Regions from separate parts of the Mus musculus genome. Here region 2 is linked to region 1. Evidence: chromatin loops called from intact Hi-C (ENCODE). Cell type or tissue: left cerebral cortex. All regions are shown on one strand.

Region 1 (8,000 bases):
TCTAAACAGGTTCCAGGTCAACCGTTTGGAAGGTTCATGGGTTTCTCTCAGAGAGCTCACTACTGCTCTTGCTTATTAAGGGGACGAGTACGTGCCCTGGATGCTATTGGCAGGGAACTGGGGCCCAACTAATTATTAGGATTGTGTGTGTGTGTGTGTGCGTGTGCGTGTGCGTGTGCGTGTGCGTGTGCGTGTGTTTGTGTGCTGTGTGTATGCTCATGCACACGAGTGCTTAATAGGGGGTGACATGCTATGTCTATCCTCCCACCTGTCCTTAGTCCATTAACAGTAATGTAGAGTGTTAATGGGGGTTAAGAGGCCATCTCAATTCTGTCTACAGGTGACTAGCTGTCACTTAAGAGAGTGAAGACTTCAGACTAACAGGTGTGTGCAAATGCATTTATGAATGAAGGCAGTTTCAATTGCTCCTCCCCTCCCCCCCCCACACTTGAGGGTGACCAGAAGACAAAAATGGGTACATATTTCTTGTGGTCTCAATTTTAAGAACTTCTTTTTCTTTCTGAGTTTATCTTACTTTTGGGCATTCTCAAAGCGCTGAAAACATAATGGGAATTTTCATTGCAACAATAGTTTATTACAAGTGAAATTTACCTGTTTCCATTCAGTGTTGTCTCAGTGTAAGATGAGGATGCCTTCTTTCGGTAGGTATGATGACTTCAGGTACCCATCATACTGTACACGGGAGGAGAGCAGAGATAATCTAACTTCGGGTTACAGGAGCTTGAGTGCACATGTGCATGTGTGCACGCACACACAACAGAGGGAGAGAGGCAGACGGAGAGAGATGGAGAGAGAGAGAGAGAGAGAGAGAGAGAGAGAAGCAAGAAGAAAATGTCCTTGGAGAATGTTCTGTAGAAGTTGACATAGAAGGGCAAAACAAATATCCCCTGAAATGTGGAGGTTCTTGGCCAGCCAAGAGCCCCAGAAGAAGCTACCTCTAGAAGGATGCTGCCATGCAGAGACCTAGGCACAAGGCTTAGGTTCTGCTTTGCCACTGAAAGTTTTCTTCATAAAACAAAACATCCGCCCCCACCTCCATATTATCCATTTCACATGTTTACTGCAGAACAAGCTTTCGAGGGATGTCTAACCATTTCCAAGCATCCATCTCCAAGCATCTGTAACTCCAAGGAGCTAAGGCGTTTATTTCATTTTGGCTCAGGTCAACCTCCATGTCATCTCAGTCTTCCATAGCGAGCAGGTTGGCCATGAACACTGCTCTAGTCACTCCCCTTTGCACTTCACCAAGCCTGTGATGACAAAGTTGACCTGAATCCCTAGGTGTCACCTGGATCTTCCCAGCAGGAGGGAAGATGTCATCTGGAGCCACATTAGTCACCAGCATGATCTCCTTACACAAACATATAACTTTGTATAAACCAAACCTATATTTTAAAAGAGAGAAATTCCACTCACCCCTTCAGGAGAGGACACAACGTCGAGTCTTCAGCTCAATTCTTGGTCACATGGTTCTCAAAGATATTTCAGGGCACGTGGGCACTTCTTACGAGGCACAATTTTCTCAAAAATTTGAGAGCCCAAGAGGTAAAACCATAGCAAGCAATTCTACAATGCTTCCAATGTGTGCCTTCATCTCACTGATGTAGATGAAAAACAGTTGTTCCAAAGGAGACTGTGGGGTTTGGGGCAACACCAAACACAGCCACTCTGACTTTTGGCAATAACTGTTACTCTTTTTTTAAAAAAATTATTATTAAAATTTAGTTGCTGAGAGAACACATTCCCACCCCCCAAGAGGGCAAGTCCAGAAAGAAGCAAAGAGCAAAGAGTGAAGCTGGGGATTTATGAAGACCTACACTGAGTGACCTGATCGATGAGCAGTGTTCACAGTTTATGAGGGAAAAACTCAACAAGGCCAGAGGAAGGAAGGGACAGGAAAGGGAAGAAGAACGAAAGGATTAGACATCACCCAAGGGAACCATCAAGCGGTCAAGTGTCAAGCAATTTACTGCTGAAAACTCTGGAGGAGAGGAGTTGGCATTGTCTCGTCCAGTCTTTTATTTGGACACCATCTAAGCAGAGAACAGGTAATACCTGACTCCATTGTTTTGGGAGATCACAGGGAAAGTCAGGCTGGATGTGACTTTTTATTTCAAAAGAAGAAAACCTTATCCTTCTCTAACCTCCACCCCTTGGGAGATCCCTGGATGACAACTCCGATTTCTTTTTTAGTGGTCACAGATTTTAGTATGCACTTTGGCAATCGTGACAACTTGAACACACATACAAATTGGCGCTGCTTATACTTTTTTATTCAAACACCCCCTCCCAAGAACTGTATACTTGTTCATACTAATGTAGACAGCTATTTTAATTATGCACTGCGTTACTATGTGACTGTAGACAAGGATTCTTCGGGTGTTGTTAAAATTTCCATCTGACAGGAAGATTTTCACATGCTAAATATATTCCTATTGCATGTGTGTTTTGTGGAAAATAATCACATATGCCCTGCACATGATCTCGACCACAGGCAAGCTGCATGTACTCAGCCTGCAATAATAATGACATGTGACCATGGTTAACATTTTGGTCATAGAAACATAATGTTAAATTGCCAGGAATATTCAACAGCAGCAACATTTCCTCTCTTTCCTATGTTTACCGACTTTGCTGCATTCTAATATTATTTTAAAGAATGAAAACTTCATTGTATATTCCAGCAAAGTGTATTGGTAGGGGAAGGTTTAACAGAGCCAGAGAGTGTGCAGGGACTGGGGAAGTGAATTGATGGATGGATGGTTAAATGAATATAAATGAACTGACACCTTTACAGGAAAATAACATTTCTTTTCTTTTTTTATTCTATAGATCAGTGGGTTTTGTATCTGTAATTCTTTCATATCAGCAAAGAGGAAATAAACTCTCATGTAAATCATTTTGCCCCCATCTGGAGCATATTAAAACCATGCCTTTTTTTTTCCTTTTAGCAGACTCCTTTTCCCCATTTGCTTATCAGCTCATCCACCATTACATTTTAAATGAAATTGCAAGACCCCGTCCCTCCCCCAAATTTCAGCCTGATGTAGGAAAGTGGGAAGCAGGTTTTCCTTGCTTTAGAATAGTGACCTAGATTCAATTACAGATAGACCCAGAAGATAGAGGTGACACCTCACAATTTTCTTAGAGGTCTTGGGAAAAAAAAAAGAAATTCCAAAACAATACTTAATGGGAGAGAGTGTTTAGGTCCCCCATTTCCCCACTTTTCAGACTTAATTGTATTGCTCTGGTCCACTTCTTTGTTCTGGTGGAACATTGCATTTTGTTTCCCACGGGACATTAAACGGGCATTTGAAGGAAATGTCGGACTTTTGGCTTTTGAAGATGTATGTACCAAGGGTGTGTGATTCTGTAAACTGAGCCTAGACAAGATGAACGAAACCGCACGGGACACACATTTCTTCCTTATGCTCTCTAAAAGAGCAAACAAATTACAGAACAAAAGTATGGCTATTAGACCCGCACTCCAGACAAAGCAGCGAATGAGGAAAAAGCAAACATATATTTGACGGATTTTCCAATTACTGTAGAGAAATGTGGTGAAAAGACAGAGGGACGAGTCCTGTGATTCTGCTTACTGACTTTTATCACTAAATTAAGCATATAAATGACCTTAACGGGTGGCTTGGTATATTAAATTAAAAAAAAAAAAAGCAACGATTCTCCTTTTTTTCAGCTCTCTGATCTCGGGCTGAAAGGAATCTGGGGAGAGATAAGAGATGGGATTCAGTCCTGACTCCTTGGGTCCGCCCGGCTTACTAGGGAGCAGGGACACTGGTGCCTACAGTGCAGAATTTCCCTTCAAGGTTCACAGTAAGGGGTCCGCAGGCCCACCTTCTCTACTGCCCTCCAAACAAAGAAACCAAAGTCGCTGGGCTGTCTCAAGAGCCAGGCGCCTGAGAGCTCGGAGATGCGGCGGGCAGCTGCTGTGCACAGACTTGGGAGTTTCAGTCCCGCCCGCTGCGGGTTTAGAGCGTAGGAAGAGGGCAGAAGTGAGCTCGCGTCTATGCGGGTATCTGAAACGCGCAAGCAGCAAAGCGTGCACAAATCCCGGGGTCAGGCTCGGGAAAACAGCGATGGATTCTGTCTTGGGCTTCAGACGGTGTATGGGTAGATTTCCCCGGACATTGTTTTAAGTCTGGAGAACCGGGGTTCTGTGCGGCGTCGGCTACGGCCTTGGGCAGATGGGTGCTCGACGATCTGTCGGAAGGGTCCCCGTGGCCGCGCTGGACAGCACAGGAGGCGCCTGGCTCCTGGAGGAGCGGTGGAGGATTGTTTCATTTCAAAGTGAAAATCTGCAGGCTTTGGGAAACGATATTCAAAAAAGTATATAATCTCCATATGCCGCTCAATGGAGGATCCTCAATTTACAGCGGCAGATAAGGCTAGAGGGTGTAATAAAAAATCTGAAGCCCTCCCCTCCCCCTCGCCGCCTCCCCGGAATTGCACCTTGGGCAGCGGAGCAGAATCCGGAATGTGAACTTCTCCCGACATATGTTTCCCGCAGATAAGTAAACAATCTGGACGTGAAATGGAAATGCTAATTAACGCAGTAATGCTGTTACACCTCGAGTGTGCAAATCCCATTGACTCGCCGCGCCACGGGGGGTGCCAGGGAAGGGGGACCCGCCGCGAGCGCCCAGGCCGCCCGCACCCTCCCTTCTCTCTTCCTTCACGTCCCCGTCCCCGCTGTGCGGTAGGAAGTCTGGAGCTGTACCCGGTTGGATGTGCTAACTTGTCTAGTCAGAGGCGCAGCCTCCGGAGCGTCTCTCTCACCCACTCCCCTAGGTTCTCACCGTAGCGTTAGGACTAAGGGTTCCGGGGTTCAAAGGTGCGTCCCCTTCCCCCTGCCCCCCCCCCCCCCCCGGTCCCCAAAGCAGCACGCGGAGCCCTGAACTGGAAGTCGGGAGAATTCCTTGTCACCCTAGGGTCGAGTGTGGCGCCTCTAGATACCTTCAGCCTGGTACAGTTCTGGACAGACGTGCCCTCGGGTTCTTGCCACGATTGCACCGGGATATCTGAATCCCCTCTTTTCCAGATGGGGGTCTTAAAAACTTGGAAGCCGCTGCTGGGCACCGGGGAAACGCAGGACACTTCGTAGTAAAGAGAAAAGTTGAGTATTCCTATCACCTTGTCTCACCTGGCTTTTGGCTCCATCCCCTAACCTGCACAGAGACTTTGGGGATTTGAGAGTGGGTGCATCAGGGATGTCGGGAGAGAAGGAGGATGGACATTCTAAGACGGCGGCCTCGGGACGCCCTGAGCTTGCTGTCCTTCCGCTTTAGGGAGCACAACTCTATCCCTAGACTTCGGAAGCCTGGCTGGAGCCTTGGGTACAGAAGTCCTCTTGCCACACCGAGGAATTTGGGCTGGGTTAGCCCACCAGCGAACCCTCCTCTTTGCTTGCCTTCAGGCTCATTCCAAGGGCAAATTCTCATTTTAACACCCCGGCAGTGTAACTTCCCTAAGTCCACAGCAGGATTCTGAGTCCCGCAGGCACACAAACGGGGTCCGCCGGGGTGGTGGTGGGGTGGGGGGCGTGACCGACCTGTTCCTGGTCCATTCCACCGGTTTTCTAGCGCCCCCTTGCCTGCCTCAACTTTATTATCTCCTTAATTTCTCAGCTACAACCCAACCTCGAGGCGTCTGGTTCTGGGCCAAGAAGTACTATCCAAGAAACATCAGCACTCCCACTGCACACGGGAGACTGGGATGTGTGGTTGTGGGTTGTGGGTGGGGAGTGAGGTCAAGCAAGCTTGCCCCGCGGTCGAGTCGAAAGCGACCAAGGCGCACCTAAACCAGCCAAATGCACACGACCTCCCGCTTCCCCTTTCTTCTATGCACTACCCACCCGGCAAATAGACTTGAGAATTCTTAACGCGCATCTTGTGAATTACTTGATATGCGAATTCAAATGACTCGAAATTCATTGTCCACTTGGACAATGGTGACGAGGCCTGAACCGAGAAGGGGCAGAAGGGAACGATAATCCGCCAAGTCAGAGCTGGCTCCACCGCTTGCCAAGTTTTCAGGGTTCTGGCAGCCCGTTCTCTCTCCAGAGAACCTGCCGGGCCAGGAGGAGTTCGTGCAGGTGGCGCGATGCGGTGAAAGTCCCTAGGCTCTACCTGGACCGAATTATCATCCTGCTTTGGATCAGTGAAGATTCCTGGAGGTTGGGTGGCTTCGGCTTTAAAAAGCAAACCTTAAGGAGTCTCAGGTGTCAGTCACTCACAACTCAGTGTGTTCTACTCGAAGTAGCCGAAGTAGCCGGCCTTCTTCATCTGTAAAGTTAGGTTTCGTAAGAAAATTGACCCTTGAACAGGAAGGCCAGAAACTGGAAGGGAATAAAGTTTGGGGAGTAGGACTCAAATAAGAGAAACCACACACACACACACACACACACACACACACACACACACACGAACCGCGAAGTTTTGTGGAGGCCAGAAGGTGAAGTGAGGCAACATGCCTAATCTCTCAAAAGTCTGGACCAGTGAACCCTTGAGACAGACCGCCGCCGCCAAAATTTTAGAATGAAAACCCAGCTAAAACTCGAACTAGCGGGAGCCGCCAGCTGCCGTCCGGAGCGCACATGGTCCAGCCCTAGGAAACCTTAGCGGAGGAGCGGCGGGTGCACAGGCGGGCGACGCGCAAGACAGAAAGGATCAGTTTGGGGAAAAGATTCCCAGAAGCAGTGGCACCTGCGGAGGAGACACCCGGGCTGCACAGGTTCCGAAGGAGCAGTGCTCCCGGGTTGCGGGACTCCTCTGCAGCGCAGAGCGGGTGGCAATCACGCCTCTCGCAGAGTGCGGGAGTTCGGGCTCTGCGGACCCGCAACCTGAGTGTCTGGGGACTCCAGGCCGCCGGTTGCTGCGCGTGGCGCAGGGAGAAGCGGCTGTCCTGCGCTCCAGGCGGGCGGGGCGCTTCTCTCTCTACAGCTTTGCTTTAATGCTTTTCTTGAAAGAAAGAGACAGTTGTGAGCAAACAGGTTTGACAGAGACTGCTTCCACCCCACCCGCCCCCTTCACACACACAACTCCCCAGGGGATTCCTTTTTTGTCAGCGGCAGACTTTAAAGTCTGTAATCGGACTCCTGTCAGCGGCGTGACAAGCAGGATTTGGGCTGTTGGGGCGAGTTGTGGCCGCGCACCTCTGCAACTGAAGCTTGGCTACCCTCGGCCCCGGTGAAGACACTGCCGCAGGCCCTGGAGGCCAGGCTGGGCCCAGGTCGGAGGAGGGCAAGCAGTCTAGGAAGAAAACAAAATGTCCAGGAAAGAAACCCCAGGAACCTGCTCTGCGGCTTGCCCCAGGACTCTGTTTCCCTCTGTGTGTGCTGGAGAGAGGTTTCAGTGGCCCTGTAGTGGACCCCAGGCTCCCTTCGGTGCCACCGCAGTCCAGTTTCCAGGAGAGACCTAAGGCCGGGCGCAGTCTGATTGGAACCTTGCTTTTTAATTTTGGGGGGAGCTGTTTGTTTGTTTTAGCTTCTCCTGAGGGCGGAGGCCTTCTCCTTTCAAACCTGCCTGGTGCCCCTTTGCTATCGAACCCCGTGTCACAATCAGCTAGGCACCTTAGTGGGGCCACGGGCCTGGGTTCCTCCCGAGGCTAGAGTGCCCTGAGCTCCTGCGCTGGGCTCCGCGAGGAGACACCAGACCCCAGTAAGCTTCATCTTTGGAGATGTTAAGGGACACTGAGCTATGAAGGAGAGCAGAGAGGCTGACAGGACTGTCAGTTGGGGTTAGATCAAACAACAGGAGCAACGCCAGCGTCCTGGGCCTCATGAGCTTCCTAGAGGGCGGGAGGAGGGGCCTTCCCTACTGCACCCTGAGTCCCTGGACCCGACGGCCACCAGAGGCTCGTCACTTCCTAATTGTCACGATTTGTAAGAGGGTTTTGTGATGCTAAGTACGCGTGGCTCAGCAGGCCTGGCCTCCTCCACACCTCCCCCAGCCCGCCTTTGT
Region 2 (8,000 bases), 910 kb before region 1:
CTGCAGTTCGCCTGCGCCCGGCAACCCGAGCTCGCCATGATGCATTGCTCATACTGGGACCACGACAGCAAGACGGGCGCGCTGCACTCGCGTCTGGATCTCTGAGTGCCAACGCGCGCGGGAGCGGTCCCCCACCCCTATCCCGGGAGTGGAGGAGCCGAGCTCGGGTCGCAGCCGCAGCAGCCAGCCTGACAGCGCGCACTCCGGGACAGCTTCTGGATGCAGAGCCCTCGAGCGGTCTGCCCTTCCTCGGTCCGCCCCGCTCCTGCGACTCCGCTTTGTCGCCTCCGCTGCTCCTCCGGTGCTCTTCCCCGCCGCGGCCTCTGCTTTCCCGTGCTGCTGGCCGGAGGCCGCCCACTCCGTGCTTTCCGCGGGCCTCCTCTCCTCACCGCAGGGAGTGAGTCCCCGGCCGAGGTGCGGTCGAAGTGTCTGAGACGCAGCTTACCTCTTGGCCCTCTCTTCCAGGTCGGTGGACTCAAGCTCGATTTTATTTTTAATTCCCCACCCCGACTGTCTGCGACTAGAAGCGCTAGGCTGCTGGGGGAAGAGGGACCCACACTACCGGAGAATGGAAAGAACGTGTCTGGTCGCTCTGCGATCCCTCCTGGAACTGATCAGAAGCCGCTTGCAGAGGGGCCCACTGGGCGGGGCGGGGGTTGAGCCCCAGGCTGGAGCAGGGACAGCCTCGTTCCGCGGCCTGCAACCGAGTTCTCATCCCCCGCTCCTTGTGAGGCCGTGGTGCCTCCGCTCCGCAGAGCACCGCATAGGGCACCTCCAGGCCAGGTCTTTATGAAAAAGATTGGTGAGGCTTTTGAAAATATTAAAAAATACTTTTTAAAGAAAAAAAGAAAGAGGGAGAGAATAAAACATTCATGGGGGGGTGGGGAGGAGAAATGTAATGGCCTTGGAGTTTGCTAAAACCAAACAACAAAATCAAAAGTTTTGGTTTTCTTCATCGACCCTGCTGGGAAATTTGTGTAAGAATTCCCGTGGTGACTTCATTAGGCTGTGTTCAGAGGGAGGAGAAAATAACTAGCTAAAATAAGGTTTCCACTACAAATTAGGAATTTCTTTTCTATTTAAAAGTTGAACTCAAAACAAATTTCCCCGGATCTTCCGATTCTGCCCCGGATGCCAGAAGAGATCTCTGCCTGGCTGGTACACACCGCCCAGATGACACTCCTATCCCTGATTTTTGTTTTTCCAATGTCTTGTTTCTTCCACCTTCGGAAGGAGAAATGTGAAACTCGTCATGGCCGGCCCACACGGGCTTGTGGCCCCAGCCGGCTGGCCCGAAATCCCGTGACCTGGTGGTTGAGTAATGTCTTTCGGGGACCAAATTTTCTAGAGGGAACTAGAGCACTTTTGTTGTGTTTGTACGTGTGTGAGGGCGTCCCTTGTCAATTCCCAAATAAATTTTTTTGTTTTTTGTTTTTCTTTTAACACGGACTTGCATTGTTTCTTTTACACCGTAGTTCAGCAGCTAGCTAGCTAAGAGAGCGAGCCTTTCAAGAAAAATTGTGTTCTTTTAAAAAGTGACACAAACAAGAGTTGAGGACAACCCGGGTGGCAGGCGCTTTGGGCTGTCGCTGCTGCTTTGTTTTTCAGGAGATTGTTTGTTTTTCTGTGTCATCGTTTGTCTGTTGCGGCTGTTTCACACCGGCAAAGATACCCGGCCCTCGCTAGAGGCTACTGTAGGCAAGGTTTGTTCTCGTTTTGCGTTCGTGTAAGTTTATATTTTGCCTCTTACATAATTGTACTAGGTGCGTACGCTGTGTTTCCACTGCTATCCTCATACGTCTAAGAATTTTTTTGTCAAAAATATATGTAACATTTTTTAATATAAAATCCAGATTTCAGAAACACCTTGGAAGCTGCAAGCTTTTCTACAGTGTAATCGGTGATTTGTCGTACCGTTGTTTTTAGCAATTGGCATTCATTTATCTTGAAATAAGTGTAGGAAACTTGGTGTTTCAGGTGGGACTTAGTGTACAATATGCTACGGAGGTGGGCTTTTGCTTTCTCTTTACTGAGCTCCATCAAATAACGAATTAAGACCCATGCTCTCAAGAAGATACAAAAGGTGTTTGACCTGGTTGCAGATGAAATCTCTCTGGTTGACTAGAGGTGGCTGGCCTTCAGTTTTCCAATGGGGTGACAGATATTGGATCCGGCAGTGAGTGGCTGAGGGTTCGTGCAACAGGAGTTTAGATCCCATGCATAACCATGAATCTGTCACCTGCCTCTCTCTCTACCTGGATAAGAGACAGGTCCAGAGGAACGAGCTGGGAGAAGCTAAGAGCTTAAGGGTGTGAACCTATGGGTCCTCATTTCAGCTAACCGAAGGTCTAACCTTAGGAATGTCAGGGTGATATCTAGATTATAATGTTGCTGGGATCAAGGGAAGCCTGTTCGGCTCAGAATGCACTCTCCTTCCCCCCCCCCCCCCCCCGCAAAGATCTCAGAAGGAGGCTACAGTGTAGAGGAGGTGCTGTGGATTCCGGAAGGTAGAAACTTCAGCCCACCCACTGGGGGTCGGCTGAAAGGAGAATCTCGGTTGTGGTGGAAAGGGAGAATCCCTCAGGCAAGAAGGTGTTTCTGTAGCCTGGTGTTAAGTCTCAAATGTACGGATCAGATCACTGTAGTCTGTGCCTGGCGTGAGTGTTTCTAGTGTCTGTTATTTAATGGAGACAGGGTATAAGCTGTGTATCTGTCATTCACCTGCAGGGAGGATGGATGACATATATTTAGGATATTGTACTAGCTATATGACTAATATTAGGGGGTGCTTGCCAGAACCCAGTACTTGTTGCATTCATACCTCGTGCTGATCTAAACAGCTGTGCCCTGGGTGTGTGTTTCTGGCTTGCTGAAGGATAACAAAGTATGTGCACCCCTCACTTCATCTGACAGAGGCTCCCTGTTCCGGGGGACTAGCTGTCAGCACCCCCAACAAACTGCTATCCAGAGTAGAAAGCAGGAGGACAGCCTCAGAGGTAGGGCTTTTGGTGGGTAGGTCATGGCCCAGCTCCAGTAAGATGGAGACGCTGAACAAGGCCTGCATTGGAGGATTGCCTCACTGTACCCAAGAACTACCAGCAAGAGGCATCCACAGCTGGGAAGGCTTTGCCAAGTAAGGAAACTTAGATGGAGGGGGCTTTCCCAACTCTACACAGTGGTTGGAGGAGGTAAGAGAAGGGAGCCACTTCCCCACGGATGCCTCCAGAAAGACATCTGTCTCTAATTCCAGCCCTAAGGGGTTCTGCAAAGCGCCAAAATTTGGTCCTTTTCTCTAGTTGGGGACAATAACAGACCTTCCTTGTCTCAAATTTCCTTTCTCTCCTTTCTCCCTCTGCCTTGCACTTTTGAATTTGTTAAAGAATCTGATTCAGATAATTCCCTAAGTGAGAGCAAAACTATCCAAGAGAGTTCCTGGTGCAGAACAACTATGCCTTAGTATACACAGTCTGGCTTGGATACCTAGTAGCCCCTGTGGGGATGCGCATATATGCTTGTAGTGTGTTCTATAAAAGCAACATAAATAGAGTTTGATGCAAATATCCTACCAATTTCTGAAGGATACAGGTAATGAGTTGTGAAGCATGGTACTGAACGGTGTGTGTAGCAGGGGAATAGGTTGTGCACAGACACATCCCTAAATACGGACAGAATGCAACATTTCCTCTATGTTCGAATTCTTATAGTGACCTTTGTATTCCCTAAAAACCTAAAGTAAATGGGTTTGTGGCAGGGAGTCCAATTCTCTAATGGGACTAGAGAAACATTTTACCAATGCAAGAGATACACTGAGGGATTGTATTGAGCCTTGCATTGTCTTTTACAAGCCAAGACTGAAAAGGTAGCCATGTAGAGAGAGCCCCCTGGTGGTAGGTAAAAACTGGGGGCAAATTCGGGCTTCCTGAAGCCAAGTAACCATCTTCTAATGTGCTGGGGGGGGGTGCGGGGGGGTGCGGGGGGGGTGCGAGGGGGTGAAGCTTTGTGAAGGCCTGAAGCTTTCCAACTGCTAAGTCAAATTCTTGCCACCCAGAAAGGGGTCCCAATGCCTGGAAGTGATTTGTTCAAGCTCAAGATTCCCAAAGTGTCCCCACTTTATTTAAATAGTACTTAACTATGTTCTTTTGGCTGTGTCACTATGTCACTGCTGTGTGACAGCCTCTGCTCCTTAGCCAGAACACCTCTCTCTCTCTCTCTCTCTCTCTCTCTCTCTCTCTCTCTCTCTCTCTCTCTCTCTCTCTCTCTCAGATAGGGACCAGGGGCAAAACACTGACAAGTCTACAAACCAAGTAAGGCAGTAAGCCAGCGACTGTGTGCTTTCTGGACAGAGTGAGTTCCAGGCTGTACCAAAGGAGTGCCTGGGACTCAGGAACCAAACTCACACAATTGAGTGGTTGAAGATCTGGCCAATGAAGTTGCCAGCCACAGGTCACCAGCCTCAGAAATTCTCCGAGGAGGCCTGAGCAGGTGAGACTACCTGCTACTCAACTCTGTGACAAAGCACAGCCCTGGGTGCCAGTTTAGGCAGACTGTTCATTCAGCAGGAAGTGTGGGTTTTGTGGCCTAGGTTCTGGCGTGAGATGAAACTGTCCAAGCCCATGTCACCCCAGAGAGGTGGCTCATGCAGGACGACACGTAAAAAAGAGCCTGTCCACAGGGAAGACCCCAACATGGAAGGCCAGAGTCCTCCTTTAATAACTCTGACCTTGGCAAAATACTGATTCCAGATTTATTTATTTGTTTATTTATTTATTTATTTTTCATCTATAGAGCAGAGATAATGAATGGCCCATCTACACGTGATTATAATAGTTAAATACTCCAATTCAAAATACCTAGTTTTATTGTTGGTATGTTTCCCATTCCTGGAAGAAGGGAGGAAGAGAAGGGCTCAGACCATAGTCATAATGCCAGATGGTCCCCCAGCTGTCATTTCCAGGCCCACCGCTGAACACCCCAGGAACCCAGGCAAACCAGAACCTACTGGGCTCCAGGCGCAGCTGATAGGTGTCTGTCTTGCCCAGTCCCTTGACATCAGGAATGAGGGACGGATGGCCTTGAACACTTGACCCTGAGGGCACACAGATGATGCACTCTTGGACTTAGCCAGGAAATCTCCCTATTGCTTCCGCCAAGGCCCTTTTCTCAGATATTCCAAGTTTTCTCTGAGAAAGAAGCTTTTCCCATACGTCTCCTAACTCACTGGTTCCCTGGTTCCGGAATGTTTGCATTTTTTCTTTACCTTTTCTTTTTTTCAGAAGAGTAGAAGGTGGCCATCCTCATGTGAGAGATTGCAGGGGAGGCGAGTGTTAGCCTGGGCCTTTGTTGAGAATCAGGGAAACCCCCGCGGGAATTGGGGTCGGGTAAACGCAGGATCCGGGCTGAGAGTCAATGGCAGACGCTGCTGAGCTGTGGAGCGGGAACTGAGTTAGTGTGAGACCAGCTGCTGAGAAAAAATAAAAACAAAACAACAAAACAAAAACAAACACACAACAGGTGCTGAGCCTCCAGGGATGATACATGCAAGTTCAGATCATCCTGCTTGGGTGAGACTCTCCAGTTCGCCCTGCATAGGATTTGGAGATAGGAGAACTAATGATTTGTCAGGCCGGTCTGAGCCTAAGGTAGTCTGCACCGTAAGGCAGGGGAAGGAATCCCGCAGGGGACCGAAATCCCGCAGCAGGCAGGAGCAATCGGACAAGGAAGACCAAACTGAGACCACAGCCTGATTAACTAACTGTCTTTGATAATACTACCAGCACATCAAACAAAGCAACGCCTTTCCCGGGATTCTCATCTGTGTAATAGGAGCCTTGTTTGGGCAGGCAAACAAAAGTTCAGGGTCCCAGGAAATGTTCACCCCCGTGGACTAGGGGGAAGGGGCATTAGCCATTTGGTTTTTTGTTGTTTGCTTTTAGAAGAGGAAAAAAAGGAAATTCGGCACATATTTTTTGAAAAATCTTGCCCAACTACCACTGAAGGCTGTTAGAGTGAGCAGAAAGTCAGGAAACAGGGCCCCCACCCTTGGTGACATCGGGCCTTTGTCCTCTTTCCTGAAGCCCCCGCGACTGCTGACCGTGCTGAGATAAAGGCCGGGTCAGGGCCTTGTGGAATCCCGGGGGAGGGGGCAGCAGGTCGTCCCGATGGCCCTTTCAACTCAGTGCGGAGAGTTGACGGTTCCAACCCGCTGACCTCGTGGATCTACCGAACAAGGGGCCACAGCCCGCCTATGTTCCCAAGACCCTTTTGCCCTGAGAGCTTTCTGCTGGTCCTCATTCTCACCAGCACTTTTATTTTCTATTTAGAGATTTGGACGGGGAAGAGCTGTGCTCCCTGCGGACCTGCTCTTCATAGGAGGAACAGTGTTTTTAGCGTTTGCAGCCACTGCTAGGCTTGGTTGTCCCTACTGATTCCTGCTGGTGTCTGTGCTGCCTAACTATCTGCTTGGAGTTCTTTGTCTCCCACAGCTGAATTTCAAATTGTCTGGACAGTGTCTTCTGTCTGTCCTCCCAAGCCCTCTGTAAAGAAGGCAAGAGAGGGACTGTGAGCTCAGGCTACCAACAGCTGGGTCTCAGCAAAATTCAAACCTGCTTGAGTAACTTTTGTGACAGTGGTGGTGGCATCCCCAGGATACCTTAGACACCCCTTTGAAGGAACAGAGGAGGATAGCCAAGCAGCCGCCTGGTGTGGAAATGCAGTCATCCTGCAGCTAAGCAGCTCAGTTGCCCATTCAAGCCTTGTAGTCCCCTGAGCCTTCTTAGCCCCAAAGGACCCTGAAATCATATATTCTCCCAAGTCAGCAAGTTCTACTTCCTCCTAGGAGACCGGGGTGAAGGCTCCATTTAATCTCCCCGAACCAAATACTTTTTATTCTCAGGATGGTTAGACCTGAGGAGGGCCAGGGTACCCTCTACCACCTCCTTCTCTGGCTCCCTGCCCCCATCAACCAGCCCGCGGGGTCTCTGTCCCCAATGAAACAGGAGCTGCCCACCGCCAGCAGATGAGAGATAAAGGAACCCGGTGGCGCCAAGTCGCGCTGACCTAAAGACCCGGATCCGGCCTTTTCCGCACCCCAGAGCGTCAAGAGAAGCACAGGAGACCCTACTTCCCCGGAGCCATTGACCTAGCTAGGTAGAAATAGATCGGCTGAACAATGTATACATAGCCGTTGGGTTGGCCTGCTGAGTGCAGTGTGCGTGTGCTTGACTTTGGAAGGATGTCCTGGATCTGTGTCCTTGTTCAAGCATCCTTGTTAATGTGCTTGCATGGAGAACCAGTGTACCCATTGAACGCAGAAACGATGCCAATGCGCGTGCACACAAATGAATGATTCTAGCATCTATCCTGCTGTCTAGCCGGCAAAATACACAGGTAGTAAACAGGCCTGGCCACCCCACAGTCACAATGATGACTTACACGTAGGCTTTCATCATTTTCAAATGTGATTTTTCACAACACCCCTGAGAGATGCTCTTCTTTCCAGTTTTACAGGAGGGGAAAAGAGCCAAGAATAATCAAATAAGGAGCCTTTACAACCAATCTGAGAGAGACAGAAATTAGCCACAGCTCCTGGGATTCTGGCTGCTGAACATTGGTGTGTTTGCCTAGTTCTCCCCAAAGCCGGTTTTTTTAGTGTTTTCAAGGGACACAAGCCGTTTGGTCCGCTTGGACAGGCTTCCTTGGAGATGAACCACACCAAGCACAGATTTTTTTTTCATTCGTTTGCAACGATCCCTTCCATATCTGGGTGACCCAAGTGTTCAGTACAGAATAGTTCCAGGATGGTCTGAAAGCTGCTATGGCGCTTCCTGGTACCTTCAAATGGTGGCCTGACCTTGTACAAACGGATTTCAAAGCCCACCTGGCTTTCTGAGGCAGCAACTCCGGACACGGAGAAAAGATCATATCCCCCAAAGATAACCCCAATTAATATCTTTGTTGAGCCAGCGCCACCCCCACCCCCCCACCCCCCCCCCACCCCCCGC

Evidence for each region. A loop is a pair of places that touch in the nucleus more often than their neighbours do. Peaks named below come from ENCODE experiments on the same cell type or tissue, not always from the same donor. Only the 100,000 strongest peaks of a DNase experiment are listed, where the experiment ranks them.
Region 2: a loop joins it to region 1, with 9 times the contacts of the local background. A loop is called at or near these places in 11 of 42 quality-filtered maps.

The regions. Positions count from the first base shown.
Region 1 is chr9:99,864,786-99,872,785 of GRCm38, forward strand. No RefSeq gene overlaps it. Among named protein-coding and RNA genes, the nearest start is that of Sox14, 7.4 kb to the right of the region's middle. In left cerebral cortex, no CTCF peak of the experiment used is centred here; DNase peaks (open chromatin) are centred at 3,476, 3,943, 4,558, 4,717 and 1 more place.
Region 2 is chr9:98,956,684-98,964,683 of GRCm38, forward strand. Foxl2 (forkhead box L2) reads left to right here. Exons shown (of 1, transcript NM_012020.2): 1 at 1-1,443. The coding sequence ends at 105. Among named protein-coding and RNA genes, the nearest start is that of Foxl2, 5.1 kb to the left of the region's middle. In left cerebral cortex, a CTCF peak has its summit at 3,856 (motif pointing left); DNase peaks (open chromatin) are centred at 580, 1,249 and 5,635; H3K4me3 peaks cover 1,383 bases.